2 separate regions of the Mus musculus genome follow, and region 2 is linked to region 1. Evidence: chromatin contacts called from ENCODE Hi-C or POLR2A ChIA-PET data. All regions are on one chromosome and are shown on one strand. The core of a region is the stretch at or near the end of the contact, and the rest is flanking DNA. Distances in the headings are between cores, read along the strand shown.

Region 1 (5,143 bases), core at 1,291-3,790:
TTCTGATTTGATTATAAATGTCCCACTTGTGATTAAATTTGATACCATAGAGTGTCAGCAAGTTCACAATATGAAGGGTGTGAAGGGTGAGAATTATATTTAAGAAACAAATCTGGGCATGGTTTGAAAAAGCTGGGGGTGGGTTTTCAGAAATCTATTGATAATTCAATCTGTGCTGTCCCTTTTCTTCTCGGGATAGGGTCTTCCTACATAGCCCAAGGTAGCTTTTAACCTGGGAACCTTCTGAGTGCTGCAGGTACAGGCATGGACCACCATGCTTGGCTCCAGTCTCTGCCTTCTTTTGATTATGCAGGCAGAGAATAGTATAACTTCCCTGCCTATTCTCTTTTTGCCATGATGGAGTCTGAATCTAAGACTTCCCCTATTTGAAGGACTCTCTACTGGAGCTATATCCTCCTCTCCCTGTTCTCTGTCATTTTTTAATTTATCTGCTTTTAGGTAAGTCGCCTCATCATCTAAATGTCTTTAAGCCTTGATCTCCATACTTTACAAATAAAGCTGGTTGGATTGGTTAAGGTTCTGTAATTAGTTGAAATCCCATATTCATTCACTCCTCCGATTCTTCCTTGGCTTGATTCTTCCTTGGCTTCGATTTTGGCTGAGGCTGCAGGAGCAGGAACAGGAGCGGGAGTGGGAGCGGGAGCAGGGAGTGGTGGCTGTCATTACAGGGGCAGCAGCCACAAATGTAGATGGATTAGCTAAGAGGGCCTCGTTCTTATCAACAAGAAGGGAGGTGTGTTCAGTTGCCAGGCATGGTGGCAAAAGTCAGCTAACCAGTCTGCAGATAACACCAGGAGCAAGAACACAGTTTCCTCTGATAGCAAGCACTTCAGGCTTGTAGATCCAATGCACTCCGGCTGGATGCCCAGCCCTAGGAGGTGGGGGGCGGGGGGGGGATGCTAAGTTCAGCAGTAGGGCTTTGATGGCTCTCACTTTGTCTCATCTATCTTGTCTTTATTGTTTACACATAATTCAGAATTCCAATGATGTCTGAAGATTTTAGCTTAAAGCCTAAAAGGAGCTTTCCTCAGGCTCTAGCCCAGTGATTTGGGTCGGTATAATGGCTACACACGGGACAGAGACAGCATGAGAGGCTGGCAGCATGCATTCTTACTTCAGCATGTGGCTGCCTGGTACTCTAGGGGGACCAGAAGAGAGAGTGGAATGGCCAGAAGTTACAGAGGGTTGTGAGCCATGTGGAAGCTGGGAATTGATTCCTGGTCTTCTGAAGAGCAGTCCTACTCTGTTATGGGCATTCCTGATTTTTGTTAGATCCAGTGTGTGTGTGTGTGTGTGTGTGTGTGTGTGTGTGTGTGTTCCTGCGGAAGCTGGAATTTCAAGTTAGGAAATAAGGTTTCCAGAGTTAATTCTACACTGTGGGGTACTAGTTTGGAGCAAGTATGGGAGTGTTTTTCAGCATTCACAAGAGAAGCTCAGGCCGGAACTATTAGTGAGGGAGTAAGTTAGAAGGTAAGAGGGCTGTTATTCAAGGGACATTATCTCCTCCCAAGAAAGGTACTTAGGAAATTGTGAGAAAGCCTCAGTCACTTAAAATTGAGGGACTGAGGGAATGCTTCAGGGGTATATCTGGGTGGGATATCAAGGGTTAGGGCACTTGGGAAGGGCAAACGATTTAAAAAAAAAATCCATCTTCTGTAAAAACCCAGGGGTCTGGAGCTATGGTTCAGTGATTAAGAGCATTTGCTGTTCTTGCAGAGGTCTGGGTTAGATTCCTGGGATCCATATGGGGAAATCCCTCGATTTCTTCTGCCCTCAGCGACCATCAGGCACACACCAGGGTCACAGACATACATGCATGAAAAATGCTCAAACACATTAAAGAAAAACAAACAAACAAAAACCCCAACAACAACAACAACCCCAACCAACCTAACTTCCAAGCCTTCATACTGCCTTCTTCAGGAAGGGGAGTAGGTGAAGGATTTAGAATCCACCTCCTCCCGCCAGTTGTCATGGAGACAAACCTCAGTCTTTTCATTCCTTCTGGTACTGGGAATGAAGTCATAGCACAAAGGAAGAGACGGTGCTTGTACTTTGTGGACTGTAGTGTGGCTCCTACTGCAGCTATAGAACCAGACCCGGGGACAAAGGCTAAGGTTAGTCGCAGCTCAGAGTCCTTCCTTCTGTTAACACTTCTCAGTAGCTTCGGGGGCTCTATTGGGCGGGAGGAAGGAGTGATTCGTGAACAGAGAAGAGATAGTAGACTCCCTGGAGTTCTAGGGAATAGGGGAGCAGCTTGGCCACCGCTCTCGCGGATGCACAAGAGAGGGCGCCCCTCACTCAAATCCTTTGGGCCCCTCCACGATCGCTCCCAGCCTGCGCTGACCCCGCCTTCATCCGTCCAGAGTGCCTGTCGTTGGATGGTGGCGCGGTCTCTTCGGCTGGAGTCTGGGAGCCTATTGGACAAGACCTCTGGAACCCGCCCCTAGCCAGCTCGGATTGGCTAGCTGCACGTTGGCGCAACGGAAAAGGCGGCAGCCGGCGTGCGCCTGCGCTCCAGCGGGCTGCGCGGAGGCGGCAAGGCGGCGCTGGGGGGCTGGCTCGGGCGGCAGCGGCGGCTGTTGCGGATGGGAGCGGGCCGGTTTGGCGCGCCTATGGAGCGCCAGGGCAGGGCTGCCGCCACCTCAGCCGCGGTCGGCGAGTCTGCGGACTCGGAAGCGCGGAGGCGGGACCCGCTGAGGCGCCGGGCGAGTAGCGCGGCGCCGTCGGGGTCCGGGGAGGCGGAGAGTGTGAGACGGGAGCGGCCCGGCTCTCTAGGCGGCTCCACCTCGGCCGGCCGCCCGCGCGCCGAAGGCCTCCGGAAGAGGCGGCCGCGTAAGTGCCCCGGCACGGCCGTCGTTGTTTGCGCGCCGGCGGTGCCCGCGCGAGGGCTCCCCGCCACTTCCTCCCTGTCCCCTGGGGTGTTCTTTTCCTGAGACTCCCTCTTTTTTTCTTGAGAAGGCTCCTCCTCTCCCAAGTCCCTTTGAATCATCCATCGCGCTCACAACTGAAGCCTTTTCTATGGTGATTAATTTGGAGGTTGCTAGAAAATGCCCCTGAGGCGCAGCAGGCCCAAAACTCGACTCTGGGCTCGATACGCTTCTAAGCTTTGCTCGGTTTTCTTCCCGAGAGAATTCAGGTCATCTCGCATCCAGAGGTTTTCCCCCGTTTCCCTTCCGTTAGTTCACGGGAATTCCGGTTTCAGCCATAGCATTCTGGGCAGTAAAGCCTTTTCTTTGGAAGGGAGTCGACCTGTTCCTCAGTTACTCTTAAGCCTAGGGAGTTACTCTTTTCAGAGAATCGGGTTCTCATTTTATTACCAATTTGTGTTTCTTGTCTTGTGTGTTTTCTCCCCTTTAAAGCCTTTAGGGCTGTTGTCTAGCATCCACGACTACTGCTGAAAGTGTCAATTGTCCTAATACTGTAATAGGAACTTTTCAGCATAGCTGTCTGTGTTTTACATGTGGTTAAGACCTGGATATCAGATTACGGTATGAGGAAGGTAAATGCTGAGTGCAGGCAGGCTATGAGAATTACGGGAAGTGGCTTGATGTGTGAGGTCTGTTGGATAGTCCGCGCCCAGCCCTACCTGCTCACCCCCACCCCAGTTGCTTTTATCGATGATTTGAGCGATTGGATGTAGCTCTGTTTTGCCATGGAAGGTTTGGAGGATGTATGTATGTATGTATGTTTAGTACTTTATATCACTATATGTATATATTTTTTTTTTCTTTTCTCGACTTGTAAGAGATTTTATAATACCAGCCACTTGGGAGGTGGAGGCAGAGGAATATGAAATTTAAGACCCTGTCCTAAAAGAAAAAAGGAAAACGGATTTTCAAAGAGTTCCTGTTGTAGAATCGTTTGCTTGATAAATAACTTCCTTATTACACTTATTTATCGTGTGTGTCTGTATTGGTGTAGGTCAGAGGACAACTTTGCCCAGTCCTGGGGATGGAGCTCAGGTTGTCAGACTTGAGGGCAGGTTTTGTTTTGTTTTGTTTTTTTTTTGTTTTTTGTTTGTTTGTTTTTTTTTTTTTTTTGGTTTTTTTCAAGACAGGGTTTCTCTGTGTAGCCTTGGCTGTCCTGGAACTTCACTCTGTAGACCAGGCTGGCCTCGAACTCAGAAATCCGCCTGCCTCTGCCTCCCGAGTGCTGGGATTAAAGGCATGTGCCACCACGCCCGGCTGAGAGCAGTCTGATGAATTACCCAAGTTGGCCTCGTCCTCAGGGCAGACCCTTCAGTGCTGGGTATATACTGTGCCAGTGCCAGGCTCCTCTTCCCCTTTCTCCTTTCTTTCAGTTGTAGGTTGGAACACAGGGCTTTGTACATGTGGTAAATGTTCTGTCTCTGAGCTGTATATAGTATCTCCAGTCCAAGCACCTGAGTTTTGTTTTTGTTTTAAGACAATCTCATGTTCCAGGATATCTTCTCCTCTAGCTCCCAAGTGCTGAAGTTATAGGCTGTGCATCAAGCACCTGATTTCTAAGCAACAGAAAAACCTGAAGTTCCTTTGTGGGTTTGTATTACATTAACCTGAGCATCAATGTTAGAGGGTTAATGTGACAATTAGCCATATGTAGATGATTATGTCACCAAATTTGCAGTGTTGTTTTTGATTAGTTGTTAGTCTGGCACAATTCAGCCTGGTGAACTCCTGTGGTAGGTATGTGGTGATAGTCTGTTTCACTGACCAAAAGAATGGTGCCCACTGACAAGTAGCTACTCTGCAATTGAGGAATTTTTTTAGCCTTTGTGCTTTTCCTTCTATCTACTGGTTTCTGTTTGTTTGTTTTTTGTTATTTTTGAGACAGAGTTTCTCTGTGTAGCCCTGGCTGTCCTGGAACTCACTCTGTAGACCAGGCTGGCCTCAAACTCAGAAATCTGATTGCCTTTGCCTCCCAAGTGCTGGGATTAAAGGCATGCACCATCACTGCCTGGCTCTATCTACTGTTTTATTGAATTGTTCTTTTTTTCCCATTGCTTTAGACCAAAATAAACATGACTTGTGTATGTGTGTGTTCAAGGCTGTCTTGGGAAAAGTTATGACTAGCAAGTACTGAATGTAAAAATGGCCTACAGGGCTGGGGAGATGGCTTGTTCAGTAAATTGCTTGCTTCA
Region 2 (5,143 bases), core at 971-3,470, 250 kb after region 1:
GGCATTAGGGTAAGTCTCCTGACTTTGGCCTGTTTGGTCATCTCTTCTCAGGTCACCTCTTGTCCATACTTTAGACCTTGGGTGAGGAACAGGCAAAGCCTAAGAGGTTTGGGGGTAGAATTGATGGATCCCACCTCTTACCTGTTAGTGGGCCCTAAAACACACGCTCCCTCCCTGGCTCTCATATCTCGCTGCCCCTTCCCATCTCCCTTTCTGCATTTAGAGGATGTTTCTTCTTGATCTTCTTGATCTTTAAGGAATGGGGGCAGCTTGCAGTGATTCCCTTGGGTCAGGTGAGCTGACCCCCAGCCCCCATCTCTCCTCACAGGCTCCTAGAAGGTGAGCACGGACGGCATGCAAAGTTGTGAATCCAGTGGCGACAGTGCGGATGACCCTCTCAGTCGTGGCCTACGGAGAAGGGGACAGCCTCGTGTGGTGGTGATCGGTGCTGGCTTGGCTGGCCTGGCTGCAGCTAGAGCCCTTCTGGAGCAGGGCTTCACGGATGTCACTGTGCTTGAGGCTTCCAGCCACATTGGGGGCCGTGTGCAGAGTGTGAGGCTTGGTAAGCATCACTCGGGCCCAGCTACCTCTCTAGGCCACCTTTTGTTCCTCTGGTCCTGCCTCAAGTCTTACTAATGTAACCTTTCCTTGGGATAAGTGTTTGCTCATGCACTTGCGTGGGTGTTTTCCAGAAGCTTCCGTAGGCCCTTGCACTGACATCCCACTTTGGAGAATGCTGTCTTGGTGTTAGAGTTGGGGCTGACAATGTTTGTTGGGAGGGCATACTGTCTAAGAACTGTGGGTCCTCATTTTAAAGTCACAAGAAGGAGGGGGCATTGTATAAGTTCTGATTAGTCATTAGTTTTTAGTATGAGTTAGGTTATCATAACTGAGGACAGACAACAGGAACTAGGGTTATTAGAGTGGAAGGGGGATTTTAGGCTTCCCTGTGGGTGATGTGTGTCTTAGGGTTGTCTGTAAAGATCGGTCCTTGTTGCAGCCAAAGAAGAGACTTGCCCCTGGGATGGGAAGATGTTGCTAGGGTTCTAGAGCGTAGAGATATTTCCTGAAATGGAGCTGGAGATGAGGGTTCTGACAGCCACCGTGTGTGTAGGGTGTTCTGGCCAGCAGTGGGTTGAGTGGGTTGGGAGTATGAAGACGACCCAGTGAGAAAACATGCAGTGACCTGGTGTATGTGAGAGATTTGACCCTCTGTGTGTATATGTACGTGTGTATGTGTGCTATGTGTGAGTGAGTATGTGTATGTGTGTATGTGAGAATGTGTATGTCTGTGAGTGTATGTGTTATGAGTGTGCATTATGTGAGTGTGTGCTGTGTGAGTATGTGCTGCATGAGTATGTGTGAGTGTGTGCATCTGTGTGCATCTGTGTCTATGTGAGTGCGTGTGTATCTCTGTATGTGTATGTATGTGCTATGTGTGTGTATGTGTGTATGTGAGTGTGTGTATGTCTGTGAGTGTGTAAGAGGGTGTATGAGTGTGTGTGTGCTATGTGTGAATGTGTGTCTGTGTGAGTGCATGAATATGTCTGTGAGTGTGTGAGAGTGTGTATGAGTGTATGTGTGCTATGTGTGAATGTGTGTCTGTATGTATGTGTGTGTCTATGTGTGAGTGTGTGTGAGAGTGTGTATGAGTGTGTGTGTGTGCTATGTGTGTGTTTGTGTGTATATGAATTTGTGTGTGTGTGTGTGTCTGTGTGTTTAGAGGCTAGAGGCCCACATTGATTATCTCCCACAATTGCTTTCTAACATTTCTTTTTTGAGACAGGGTCTCTGTTTCTCTTTTTCAGGCACAAACTTGGGTGACTCTTGGCAGTAAGAATGAAAGTGCTGTCCAAAGTTCTCACAAGGCTGGGGCAGCCAAGGAGCCCCAGGGCTCTTTGCTCATTGTTGATTGGCTGGCTGGCAGCCTCCGGGAAGAGCAGTCCCATTTATGATTCTTTGGGCTTGATGAGCTATTTAGAGTTTGATGTAGAAACAGAAGATGGGGAGATAGGTGGCCCAGTCCCTGAGGCAGCTGACAACTGAGACCATGCAGGGAAGGCACAGGGTGTCAGACGACCAGATGGGAAGCTTGCCAGGCAGAGAAGAGGGAGTGACTAGGCTGTGTGGAATAATGAATGTGAAGAGAGAGGGGAGAACATGCTGGTCAGGGTACCTGTGTTGTGTGCAGACAGGCAGGCCTCAGAACCCAGTGTGTCAATGGACATGCTGCAGCATGGCATGATGGCCATGTCCCTGTCAGAAGTGAGAGCAGGGGTCCAGAGCCAGCTCTGAGGATACCACTTGCTAGGAGGTGAGTAGGCATGAGGTGGTGCCTGGAGCCCTTGGGAATACAGGTGTGGCCGAGACGGCCATGAGCGAGAGAAGTACCCTTGGTGGTGGCATGTGAGGGAGGGCTTCTGGGGAGGAGAGAGTGGCTGGTACTGTACTATATACATGTGCAGCATTGGGTAAAAACAAATTGATAATAATAGCAATAACAACAATAATAATATTACTGTTCTCCCTCTGCTCCTAATGGGAGCTCAATGTAGAACAGATGCCTGAGGCTCTAGCGGTACCCTCACCGGCCAGCAGGCGGTCCTGTGGGCAGGGTCCTGGGCTTTCTGTTTTTGGTCCTTCAGTCTGCTTACTTTTCCTACACATGGGGGTCTGCGCATGCCTGCCTCTTTCAGAGACACCAGGCAGTTGTTCTCTTCTAGCTGCAGCATGAGGCTGTGTTTTGTTGTAGGCACATTCATCTCACAGGGCTATTTTTAGTAACTAGTGGTTTAATTAGAAACAACCCAAGAAAGGGAAGGCATGCAGATAAGGAGGACATGCCTACTTCTTGGGCTGAGGGACAATGCTACTGTCTTTAGACTGTGTCAGACAGCTCCTGCTACAGAGCAAGCCACCCCAGATATAAGAGCTTATAAGGTCTGTGGGAAGGAAGTGTGGACAGGACTCAGGTAGGGGTAAGTGAGTCTCTTGCTGGCTTTGCCTTGATTCTTGCATTTCAGGGTCACATGGAAATGTCACTCAAGTTGGTTAGGATCTCTAAATGGCCTTACCCTCTTGTCTGGTAGGAAGTGTAGGGTTTGGTCTGAGCTCATGTTGCTAGCAAGGTGAATCTCTGTTTCTTTACATAGTTGTTACTTTGAGAGTGCTGGCTAGTTGTTTTTTTTTTTTTTTTTTTTTTTTTTGTCAGCTTGACACAAGCTTGAGTCATTTTGGAAGAGGGAATTCAATTTTGAAACTACCCCCACTGAAATGGCCCGTGGTGCATCTTGACTGATGATTGACGTGGAAGGGCTCAGCTCACTGTGGGTGACATCACCTTGTGCAGGTGATCCTGGGCATAGGCCTAGCAAGCATGGGGAGCAAGCCCGTAAGCAGCACCCCTCCATGGCTTCTGCATCAGCTTCTCTCTCCAGGCTTATGCCATGTTTGGGTTCATTCCCTGGCTTCCCTCAGTGATGGACTATGAGGTGGACGTGAAAGCTGAAACAGACCCTTTCCTTCCCAAGTTGTTTATGGTCATGGTGCTTTATATCAACAATAGGAAGGCTAATAGGCCCCTCGAGCCCTAGGCTCTGAAGCTGCAAATATAACTTTTACTACATTCTGCTAGTCAGAGCAAGTCACAAGTTTAACCCAAATTCAGGGGGCAGACCCTGCCTCTCAGTGGGAGGCATGACACAGTTATTTTTGTCAAGGGGCGTGTACATAAGGTATGAGAGATTATTGTGAATTTAACAGGAAGTTTACCATCTTGAGCCTGGCCTGCAAAAACAAACACTACAATTTGTTTCTCTGCACTATTTTAACCTCTCTGGAAGCTAGGCAGGGAATACTGCCTCATAGCTTTATGGCATCTGAAGAAGAAACTGAGGCTGAGGACAGAGGCAGTGACCTCAGATCTGCTTCCGTTGCTGCTTTGTCTGGGGATGAGAGGGCAGGATGAATTTCGAGGCCACTTATGTCTTGGATCCAGGAGTGCTCCTTAGCCCTCCTTGATAGAATCTCAGGGTCAGCCCCACGGGGTGAAAGGACCACCTAGAGATTGGGGTTCTATTCCTCCATCCTGGGAAAATGTTCTACATTGGAGCGGCCCTCTCTTCTGTCCTAGAAGTGTTGGATGTGGGCATCTTGTATTTGGGAGGAAGGCTCGGACTCGAGAGCCATGGGCTGGTAAGGTGCTAGAATAGATGGGATGGAATATCCTCAGTATGTCTCTTGGGTGGGAGGGAGTTGAGGGTCTGCTGTGTAGTATTGTCTTAGAAGAAGGTAAGACTAGGAAAGGAGAGGCTTCTAACTGATGTCACGAGGTGACACTGTGGCACAAGAGTCACTCTGGCCAGTGCTTCTCCCTGATTGTCATTTCATCTGCTGTCAGGTGTTCCTCTGTGGGCTTTGGCTGTTCCTCAGAGAGAGCTGCCAACCCCTTCCTGCCCTGTTGAGTCTGTATGGATGGGTTCCTCTTAGAGAAGAAAGGGAGGCAGTCCTGTCCTTCTCTAAAGAAACCTCTGCCCCTCTAAGGGTCTCTTGTCACTACCAGGAGACACCACCTTTGAGCTGGGAGCCACCTGGATCCATGGATCCCACGGGAATCCTATCTATCAACTAGCAGAAGCCAATGGCCTTTTGGAAGAGACAACAGATGGGGAGCGCAGTGTGGGCCGCATCAGCCTTTACTCCAAGAATGGCGTGGCCTGCTACCTTACCAACCGTGGCTGCCGCATCCCCAAGGACGTGGTTGAGGAATTCAGCGATTTATACAACGAGGTAAGGGGGCCGTCAGGACAGTGTGGGGACTCGTGGATGTTCTGAGTGAGCATCGGGACAGTGTGGGAATGCATGGATGTGCTGAGCATCAGGACGGTGTGAGGACTCGTGGACGTGCTGAGTGAGCATCAGGACAGTGTGGGGATTCATGGACGTCCTGAGCTAGGCAAAACACTGATTTCCTCAGAAAGTCCATGAATGTCATTTGCTAGACTCTACTAAGTGTTTGGGTTGTGGTAATTGTTGCCACTATGTTTTTGTTTTTATAGATACTGAAACATTTTCTAGTTGTTCCTAGTTTACAGCAATAGAGTCTCAAATCCCTGGTGGTTATTTTAGATAATTTGTTAATTTA

The links. Hi-C counts contacts between places; a loop is a spot of excess contacts on that map. ChIA-PET counts read pairs that join two places held with the same protein, here RNA polymerase II (POLR2A).
Region 2: a map of heart shows a loop between it and region 1 (2.5-fold over the local background). The contact joins the enhancer-like site here to the promoter of Pank2 in region 1. A Hi-C loop is called at or near these places in 6 of 37 maps with a recorded cell type or tissue (Patski, gastrocnemius, heart and 2 more). POLR2A ChIA-PET finds 5 or more read pairs at or near these places in 1 of 5 experiments (embryonic stem cell).

The regions. Positions count from the first base shown.
Region 1 is chr2:131,259,960-131,265,102 of GRCm38, forward strand. It overlaps Pank2 (pantothenate kinase 2), which reads left to right and starts at 2,541. Exons shown (of 7, transcript NM_153501.2): 1 at 2,541-2,856. The coding sequence starts at 2,610.
Region 2 is chr2:131,511,656-131,516,798 of GRCm38, forward strand. It overlaps Smox (spermine oxidase), which reads left to right. Exons shown (of 7, transcript NM_145533.2): 2 at 329-562; 3 at 4,562-4,788. The coding sequence starts at 355. Among named protein-coding and RNA genes, the nearest start is that of Gm30732, 12 kb to the right of the region's middle. Within about 2 kb of position 2,221, at least 1 of the 3 ENCODE cell types and tissues checked has a DNase peak (open chromatin) inside an H3K27ac peak, as active enhancers do; it is heart, where a contact is called at or near this core.